Linked DNA regions of Homo sapiens: region 2 is linked to region 1. Evidence: read pairs that join two places in POLR2A ChIA-PET (ENCODE). Cell type or tissue: OCI-LY7. All regions are shown on one strand.

Region 1 (5,000 bases):
AATAGAACTGAGCATTACGTGGGGGAAGAAACCACTTTGACCAAAATATGTATATATATATAGCATTAGATGAGGCTCTTAACATTCTAAAGTGGTATGGGAAGGCAAACCATACTTTTTAAAGATGAATTTTCAAAGTGCATTAGAAAAGGAGTTACTACTTCTTATTACAGTTGCCAGGAACAGACAATTTAAAAGTTTAAGAAACAATTGTTTATCTAAATAAGTTTTGAATTGCTCTTTTTTTTCTGGGTAAAGGTACAGACATTCTTTGAGCCACAGGTCTAAAAGATTTTGTAATTGTTTATGTAATGTTTCCAACAGACATCAGCCCTCATGCTCCTTTAGACCAGCTTCAGCGAACCTTTTCCATAAAGGGCCAGAGAGTAAATATTTTAGGCTTTGCAGGCCATATGGCCTTTGTGGCAGCTCCCCAACTCTGTCACTGTGGCACAAAAATGGCCATAGAGAATACATAAGCGAATGTGTGTGGCTGCATTCCAATAAAACTTTATTTACAAAAACAGGTGGAAGGCTGCACTTGGCCCACGGCTGTAGTGTGCCAATCCCCGGCCCAGACCATAGGTTGCTTCCACGTGGTAAAATAATTGATTCCTGCTTTCTATTCTGTCCATCTTTTTTCTTATGACCATTTTCATTAAATTTGACCAAATTCTTTATGCTGTACTGATGTGATAAGTCACATTTGGGTTTTTATGTTTTCAGAAATGGCAGAGTTGAAGGTTTCTTTGATAGGCTTCTTCTATTCAGGAATGCTCTGTTTTAAGAAAACATAATATAGAAGACCCCAAATTTCAAAATAGTAAATAAAGGGGATGGTTATTCACCTAACAAGAATTTTCTTGCTTTGCAAAATAACTCCTTGAAGGGTTTCTCTAAAATGCTTCTGTCCTTCCCTGACACCACACTATTTATTTACAGACAATATCTTACTAAACAACATAGGAGGAAGCTGGGGAGAGAAAAACTGGCTAAATTATCAAAAAAGACTGTTAATTGAAGATCAACCTAATACAATGTATTTAAAGCAAAAATGCAATGAAAAGGAAAACAATATTTATGTACTTTTCAGACACACAATTACCATCTGAAAAAAGACAGTGGTATTTTCAGCTCTCTGCTTCCACTCCAGATTCCATGGCCACTTCGTTTATCAGTGCTAGTTTGGGTCCTGGTTCTGTGTGAAGTGAAATAATAAATATCTTGTATGTTAGCAACGATGGGCAGTCTACTGTTCACAGCAACAGGAAGTGTTCATTTTTAGATTGTAACATTATCTCTAAAAGATCAAGAATGGATAAAATAAGATTTGCTATTCAAGCTGACTAGACCCTGTATCCTGTAATTTCCTTTGACCACTAGAACTCTGCAGAAAGTTTCATATTTGAAAGACTTGAAAAAATTCATTGCAAAGGATTATTTCATTTTATTATTGTCTTTTCCACTCAAACATCTGTTTTTAGGAAACCAACATTAATTTTGATTAACTGAAGAAAAAAGCAAAGCAACTAATGCATGGAAAAAGTATTATTTCTATTAAGAAATATTTTCATTCTTTTGATTTTATCCATGTTTGGTGAACAGATGCACATTTGTGATAAACCAGTGAATTTTGAAAAAATAAATAATTTAAAATAAGTTAAAAGGAAATGTAACTAAAATCTCAAACACTTCAAAAAGAAAAGAAAAATATAATATTCTCCCTGGTAATGCTTCCCTTTTTCTTCATCAAACTAACTTATGGATAACGGGGTTTCTCTCGACTCAGTGATTTGCAGTGCATCTTTGTTTCTTACAACTTGGAAGTCGCATCATTTACGTAATGATCTTGAGGAAGAAAGAAAATGCAAAGGGAAGTATGAAATAGCTATAAATTTGTTTCCTTTTAGAGTAGACAAAAATTCGTAAATTCTAAATGATCTTTGTTATTTTTTAAAATTCCAGATTTACATAAGACAGGATCATACATCTAATGTCCTGCTAAAACCATGCAAGGTGAAAAGCTGGAAAAGATGAGCTCTTTATACGGGCAGAAACGTTGTGTTTCTGGTTGGTAGGGTAAAAATTCCAAGAGGAAAAGCTTGTACTAGTTAAATATGTGCTGAACGCCATCCCCTTCCATCGTCCCTGTCTTGTATCTTCAACTTCTACCTTGAAATCTTCCTCTCACTCTACAAACGTATTCACACCTCTCCCACTAGGGAAAATAGCCTCATGAATCCTGAATTCCAACTTAACCTGTTATCCTCCTGTCTTTTCTCTTTTCCTCTCAGCTAAGCTTCTTGAGAGAATAGTGTTTATTTCGTCTCCATTACCTTACCTCCTCAATTCACTGCATCTTTCATCCCCTAGCCTAGGAATTTTTTACTTAATTGCTAAATCTAGTGGGCCCTTTTAGTTTCCTTTTCTGTTAAGATAGAGGCATGCGTTGCCTTTTTTATTAAAATTTTCATATTGCCAGGCTTGATTCATTATTTGCATGTGTATCTCTTTCGGTAGAATGGGTGTCCCAGGAGGGCTGAGATGTTATTTAATTTGAAACCTTAAGATGAACACAATGCCTGGCCTATGAAGGTTCTTAATAAATGTTTCTTAAACAGGTTTTTCCCAATTGGACTGCAATGATTTTTAGAAATGCGCAAGTACCAGGGTATTTATACAAACTTGTATTCTTGTTGGTTTGTTTAAATCATGTGGCCTATCTTTCCACATGGTTTGGGTTTGAGGGGCTCGTTTCCTGTTTGTTTTAAAAGGTTTCTTGCTTTGAAACCATTTTGCTCTGAAACACCCCTGCGAGTTTAGTCCGCTCTCTCGGAGGAGGTCTGGGGCCTGCAGCGGGCCTCCCAGTCAGGTCTGGTGATGAAGCACGACATCGCATTGTTGGCTTAGCCGCCCGGGTGGTTGCCTGTTTGTGGGGAGAGGAAGTAGCTACATGAAAACCCTGGGGATGCCAAATGTGGCCTCTACATCCAGGCAACTGGGGCTGGCTCCAGTGCAACAATGGCCGGGTACTTCTGAAAGTGCAGCTGTGACACAGCTTTCCCAGCTCACATTCTCATCAGATGTGTCCTTTATGCAACTTTTTTTTTTTTACATCATTATAAACCAATCTCATCATATTCTAAAATTTTGGAAGATTCAAGAAAAAAACATTCCTATTATCTGCACACATTGATACTTTGAGGTTGTATTTGACATTCCTTTTTGCCAGCATTTAAAAAAAATTTGATTGTCATTGTAGGGTCCACTTTTTTCACTTACTGGATCATAAGCAGTCTGTTGCTATGTGGTTGTATAGTCATTTAAAATCAGGCCACTTTTATGCTACATTTTGTAAATAGGGAAATCTTGAGACATATATACCGTCCTGAACAATATTCCTGAAGAATTGAATTCCACTGTCGTCCATGAAACACAAAGGCCAGGTAATTCCCATAACTCCAGGTGATGCTGTTTCTCTTCAGCAGCTACTCCCTTTGTGTGGTCTTTCTACAAGTAGAGGTAAAGACACGGGTCAGGGTGCTTTTCTGGAGCAAAATTTGCACAATTTTACTGAGTGATTCCAGTCTCCGGAGACAATTATATACGCAGAGAGAGATTTTATGTACCAGAATATTTATTTTAGTGCTTCTTTTTATACGTATGATTTTTAAAAATTAGTAACAATCTACAATGCCCAACAATCGAGGAATGATCAGATAAGAATAGGATAGGATAATTTGAGTCTGAAGTTAAGCAGAAGTCAAAAAAGAGAGAAGTTGATCGGCATTTCTACACAGGTCAGTCAATGAACAAAGTATGTATCGTATTAACTCCAGATGAGCTTTGAATTGCTCAGAAAACACCAAAACAAAGGCAAGTTCGTTTGGGAAATATTGAGGAGAGGTTAAGAATCATTTCCATAAGACACAGCTGGGCAAATCTGATGTGAGAGAAAATGAAAATGTCAGTGATGTTTCCTGTCACTCCAGCATCTTTCCTACAGACTTTCTTAGTTCTGTGGTCAAAATTTGCTTTTGCTTTTATTTGAATATTTCCTGCTCCCTCCCACAATGATCTTCAAGTTGGGTATGCCAAAGCAGACCATTTTCCTTAAGACTTTATTTTCATTTTTTCCTCTTCTGGGATGGTGGAGCTCATAAGAAGCAAGAGAACGCCTTTGTAGCCTGGTGCAGCCAGAAGCTCTTGTTGAATCTTGTCATGACACGCATGACTCCTGAGATTACAGAGCCTTCCACATGAGAGCTGCTCTAAAGTCTCATGGACTAGCTATAAAATAGGAAGTTATAAAAAAGGACTGGTATTCGCCATTCATCGGAAGAAGAGCAGTGTTTATTGAGCGTCATGGTCATCACTAGGGCTGGTTACCATGCATTTTTAGTCCTTCTTGTCCCCTATTCTGGGCACAGGGCTGGAATTCATTTCCTGGACTTATCGTAGTTGAGGTGGTGTATTAGTTTTGACTAATGAGTTATGGGGGAAAAGTGATGTGTGTCAATTATAGGCTGCACATTTTATTAGCAGTATAATTAAGCACTGTCTTGTCCCCTTTGCCGTGACAACTAGCAAGGTTTGACACGATTGTTTACAGAGCATTGTTTAAAAGATAAAATCACAAGACCGCTCAGAATAGGGAGTGACTGAATTCACACTCTTTTGCTTTCTCAAAAGAGAGTTTCGGTGTGAAATTAGCAGGTCCTCACATGGCCTTCTTTCTTTCCAAGTGGGGTAGGATGAGGCAGATTCTCCCTCCTGTGGCCTTCAGGCATGCCATTGTAGCCCCTCCCTTGCTGAAACACAAAAACCTATGTCTTGGCTGGAGCTTTCCTGGCTTCCAAGTCTAGACCTCTGTGTCCAGTGTGTCCCCACGTGTTTGTGCCTCAAGTATCAGTGAAGCCTAGCGTGAAAGAGATCAGGCCCAGGAGTCACATTGTGTGACTTGGCCATTTAACATCTGTGTGACCTTGATAAAGTTAAAA
Region 2 (5,000 bases), 170 kb before region 1:
AAAGATGGGATATTTGGTGGGATAGACTTTCAAGTCATTATTACTTTGGATAATGATTTAACAGGAGAGTCCTACTTTTAGATAACGAAAGAATTAAATTCCTTGGCTATTATCAGCTGCCTTTTGTGGGCCTCAGGTACGTAAGTTCCTTTATACCATCAGTTCTTAGAGTAGGGTCTGGGGACATCTGGAGTCTCTTTTGTAAATTGGTTTCTAAATCTAGAGCCTTGATAGGAGGACTACTTCAATCAGAAGGCAAATAACATCTGGTTGTCTTTGGGTGATGCTAGCAGATATCGATGATCATGGTAACCACTAGCCATATGTGGCTGTTTATTCCTCAGGTATACTAGCCATGTTTCAAGTGCTCAATAGCCACAAGTGGTTAGTCGCTATCATATTGAACAATCTAGATATAAAACATTTCTGTCATCACGGGTTGTTTTCTTAGACACATGAATGTGCAAATGTGTTGCTGTAAATAACAAAAGTAGTTATCTTGTTATTAAAGTAGACATGTAACAAGGATTATGCTCTCAAATACATTATTAGTGTGAACTGGGGCACTGTAGATCATCTCTTCATTGCCATTAACTAAGGGTAAAAGGGAGGATAATTTCATAATTATCTTTGATGTATAAGTCTTTGATAAACCTACAGAACATATCTATACTGGGAAGCATAAATTCATTGACTGGTTTATTTTGTTAAAAAATGGTTTTTGTTTGTTTAGTTTGGGTTTTTTTTTTTTCTTCCTCTGTTGCCCAGGCTGGAGTGCAGTGGCACAATCTCAGCTCATTGCAATCTCCACTTCCCAGAGTCAAGCAATCCTCCCACCTCAGCCTCCAAGTAGGTGGGACTACAGGCACCCATCACCATGCCCAGCTAATTTTTGTATTTTGTAGAGAGGGGGTTTCGCCATGTTGCCCAGACTGGCCTCAAACTCCTGAGCTCAAGCAATCCATCTGTCTCGGCCTCCCAAAGTGCTGGGATTACAGGCGTCAGCCACCACACCCCGCATATAAAAATGTTTTGGCCAGGCGCTGTGGCTCACGCCTGTAATCCCAGCACTTTGGGAGGCAAGGCAGGCGGATCACGAGGTCAGGAGATCGAGACCATCCCGGTTAACATGGTGAAACTCTGTCTCTACTAAAAACACAAAAAATTGGCCGGGCATGGTGGCGGGTGCCTGTAGACCCAGCCACTCGGGAGGCTGAAGCAGGAGAATGGCGTGAACCCAGTAGGTGGAAATTGCAGTGAGCCAAGATCGCACCACTGCACTCCAGCCTGGGCAACAGAGTGAGACTCCGTCACACACAAAAAAATGTTTTAAGTGTTCATGTTTAATATTGCATATCCTTGCCACTCAAAGCTGCAAAGCTTCACCCGGAAGCTTGTTAGAAATGCAGGCCCTTGGGCTCCACTCCAGTCTTCCTGAATTAGAATCTGCATTTTAACAATACCGCCGTATGATTCATCTGTGCATTAAAGTTTAAGAAGCCCTATTGTAAGTAATCTCTTTATCTTTATTATTATTATTATTTGAGATGGAATCTCGCTCTGTTGCCCAGGCTAGAGGGCAATGGCGTGATCTCGGCTCACTGCAACCTCTGCCTCCTGGGTTTAAGCAATTCTCTTGCCTCAGCCTCCCGAGTAGCTGGGATTACAGGCGTGCGCCACCACACCTGGCTAATTTTTGTATTTTTAGTAGAGACAGGGTTTCACCATCTTGGCCAGGCTAGTCTTGAACTCCTGACCTCGGGTGATCTGCCTGCCTCCGCCTCCCAAAGTACTGGGATTACAGGCATGAGCCACCACACCTGGCCAGTAATCCCTTTATCTTTAATAGTGTCCCTTCCTAACCTTGTTCTTCAAGCTTGTCCAGCTTCCAAGTATGCAAAAGTCAGAGATTCCCATTACCATTTCTAGCCCTTTTTCTGCACTCCCCACCCCAAAACAGGATTTTTATTCCTGTTTTACTTTAGCCTCTTTTTCCTGGCCTGTGACTTGGACCACTCAGCACCTTGTCTCTGTTCATCTCTGGATTAAGCCCACTGCTCACCCGTAGCTCCCTGCAGTGCTGGCAGGGGACTGTGGCCTTAACAGTTGCTCCCTGCTTTCCCTCTTTTCTCTAAAATCTCTGTGCTTTTCTAAAAAAAAAAAAAAAAAAAAGTCTTCCCCCCGCCTTCCCGCCCTCAACTCTCTAGCTTACCTGAAGGTTCCCTCCTCTTCCCACTGCAACATCACACTTTAATTGGACTTTTTCACACTTCATTAGGCACCTGTAAAGCCTGGTGTTTCTACATAGTCACTCAGGAGACCTTAAAACTTTGCATTTTGTTGTAGCTTCCATGTAGTCCACTATAATTTTAGAAAGCTAAACAAAACAAAAGACCCTGCATTTTCATGCCACATTGGCCCCTCCAGCCCTCTGTGTTGGCAGTGTGTGTGTGCAGTTTCATAGTTATAATTCAAAGTCAGAATATAGGTAGAGGTGGGAGGAGAGCTATAAAGAAAATGTCAGTATTCAAGGGAAAAATAGCAGTTATTTTTATATATTATATTTTTATATGTTTGTATAACATTTTATATTATTTAAATATTTCCATTTGGTTTTCCATGTCTCCTTGCTATACTGTAAGATTTTGGAGACCAGTAAAAAGGCTGTTGCAATCATCTATACAGGAGAAAACTGAGGACATTGCTCATGGGGCTAGAAAGAAGATGACTATAGACATATGTAGGTGGTAGAATCTACAGGACTACTCTAGGTACAGGGAGGAGGCCTGCTTTCCAGAAACTTACAGTCTAGCTAGGGAGACATAGAACCAGAAGGAAACATTTAGATTCTATAAATTGCAATATGACTAAATGCCATAAAAAGTAATAAAATTAACTCGTTTTTCTCCAATGACACTAATCTTATTAGTATCCTCAAATGTGTCTGTTTTGAAGATCTATGATATTATCTTTAGTACTTTTGTACAGAGAAATAAAGAATACACACCCAAAGGAAAACTTCTTCTGGTTTAAAAATGCTAAAAGCTTCAGTCCAGTGACATCTGGCCAGTTCGTACATCACCAGAAAGAGATGTTTTTATTTTCCATAAGATTTAAAATCCTAAGACACTGGCTTTCCTTCATCCTAGAGAATGCCTCCTTCAACTCTAAAGCTCTTTATCAAAAAGCCCTAAAACAATTAACACCCTCATTGCCTCCTAGGTTTTAGCCAATTTTTGTTTATGTCAAGTTTCCTTCTTTTGTTGGATCGTCCCAGACTTCCTTCTGGGTCCCCTGCCAAGATGCCATGCATTTTGAACAGTCTGTCTTTACCTATCTTATTCTTGCTTATTTCAGGTACAGTCAGATGCCTCATAATGACTTTCAGTCAACGATGGACTGCATATATGACATTGGTCCTATAAGACTATAATACCTCGTTTTTATTGTACCATTTCTATGTTTAGATATGCAAATATTGACGCTTACCATTGTGTAACAACTGCTCACAGTATTCAATACAGTAACACACTGTACAGGTTTGTAGCCTAGGAGCAACAGGCTATACCATCTAGGTTTGTCTAAGTACAGTCTGTGATGTTCACACAAAGAGGAAATTGCCTCACAATGCATTTCTCAGAATTTATCCTTGTCTTTAAGTAACACGTTACTATATATCTCCCGATATTTTCCATAAAGCTTTTTGGAATTGATTTGGGAAAATAAAATTACTTTCTGCAATCTTAAATTATTTGGTCCAGAGTATGTCTTAGGAATGTAATTATCCTTTATAAGTTCCAATTATCCTTTATAAGTTCCATGATTCTGTCCTTAACTATGTATTTGTTTAATGTCTGTATTTAGCTAACCATCCTTTCCAAATTTTATGAAGTCTCAAATTTCATATTATCATTCATTACACAAATTATTTTGTATAATAACTTGTAAAGTGAGATGTCAGATAGGCACTTATTATATGTTATTTTATTATGGTAATAGTAATTTATTACTCTAGTAGGACAACTCTTAGTTTATATTTTGAATTTATGTCTCTGGAGCTCCTATCCATTTAAATGGCATGGAAATTTTGACATGGTTTCATCCAGATTCATAAACTCTACTTATGTGTAATTCCAGTTTATTTTTACTTTTCATATATCTAAAATATCAAATTTTCTTGAAAATCACTTGAAGTGTAACTCATTTAATTCTAACCATTATTATTGCCTGGTTTTGCTCTTTTTAGACTTTTCCTTATCACCTTCACTCCTGATATTTATCCTATTTTACAGAGCCAACAGTACTCAATAAACAATAGAAAGAACCTTCAGAAAACTATCAGAGCCATCTAGAATTCATTAGAGAGTGGTGTTTAGGTCCAACTTTCAAAGGGTCCATCTTTGATAAACTCACAGAAGATATCTATATCAGCAACACTAATTTATTGACTTACTTATTTTATTTGCCAGGCTCTTATTATAGATGAAATGAAAGCAGTTCTTAAACTCAAGAAGTTTATAGTCTAGTAAAGGTGTAAATTGGTAATTACCATTACCATGGTAAGTGCTATAAGAGTTACTATGGGAGAAACTGATTTTGCTTCACAAAGTAGAGGATTAACAGCAGATGAGTTACCGTGAAGCATCATAGTGAAACATAAACAAGAACAAGGAAGTGAAAAACAGTCCTTGAAATTGACTTAACCATGTGTTCAAGGAGAATGTAAATAGAAAAAATATGCTAATTGTTACTTATTTGTATAACTTCAGCTTTCAAAGGGCCAATTGAAGCTAAGAGAGATTTGATACGTGTTTGGATATTTTTTTTGGTACACTTTTATATGGCAAGGCTAGGACTTGGCTGAAGAGGAAACCCCATCAGAATTAAGCTGTCATAGCCATTGCCCAACCTTTAACCTATTTAAATATGTTATCCTTTTCACCAGCACCTATTTCATTTTCCCTGGGAAAATATCTGTTTGGTACCACACAGTGACCCAA

The links. ChIA-PET counts read pairs that join two places held together with the same protein. Peaks named below come from ENCODE experiments on the same cell type or tissue, not always from the same donor. Only the 100,000 strongest peaks of a DNase experiment are listed, where the experiment ranks them.
Region 2: POLR2A ChIA-PET joins it to region 1 with 12 read pairs; 17 of 35 experiments call an interaction of 5 or more read pairs at or near these places.

The regions. Positions count from the first base shown.
Region 1 is chr15:38,074,904-38,079,903 of GRCh38, reverse strand. No RefSeq gene overlaps it. Among named protein-coding and RNA genes, the nearest start is that of LINC01852, 4.4 kb to the right of the region's middle. In OCI-LY7, no CTCF peak of the experiment used is centred here; DNase peaks (open chromatin) are centred at 2,893, 4,233 and 4,993; H3K4me3 peaks cover 4,402 bases; H3K27ac peaks cover 5,000 bases.
Region 2 is chr15:38,241,922-38,246,921 of GRCh38, reverse strand. No RefSeq gene overlaps it. Among named protein-coding and RNA genes, the nearest start is that of SPRED1, 8.4 kb to the left of the region's middle. In OCI-LY7, no CTCF peak of the experiment used is centred here; a DNase peak (open chromatin) is centred at 4,681; H3K4me3 peaks cover 705 bases; H3K27ac peaks cover 784 bases.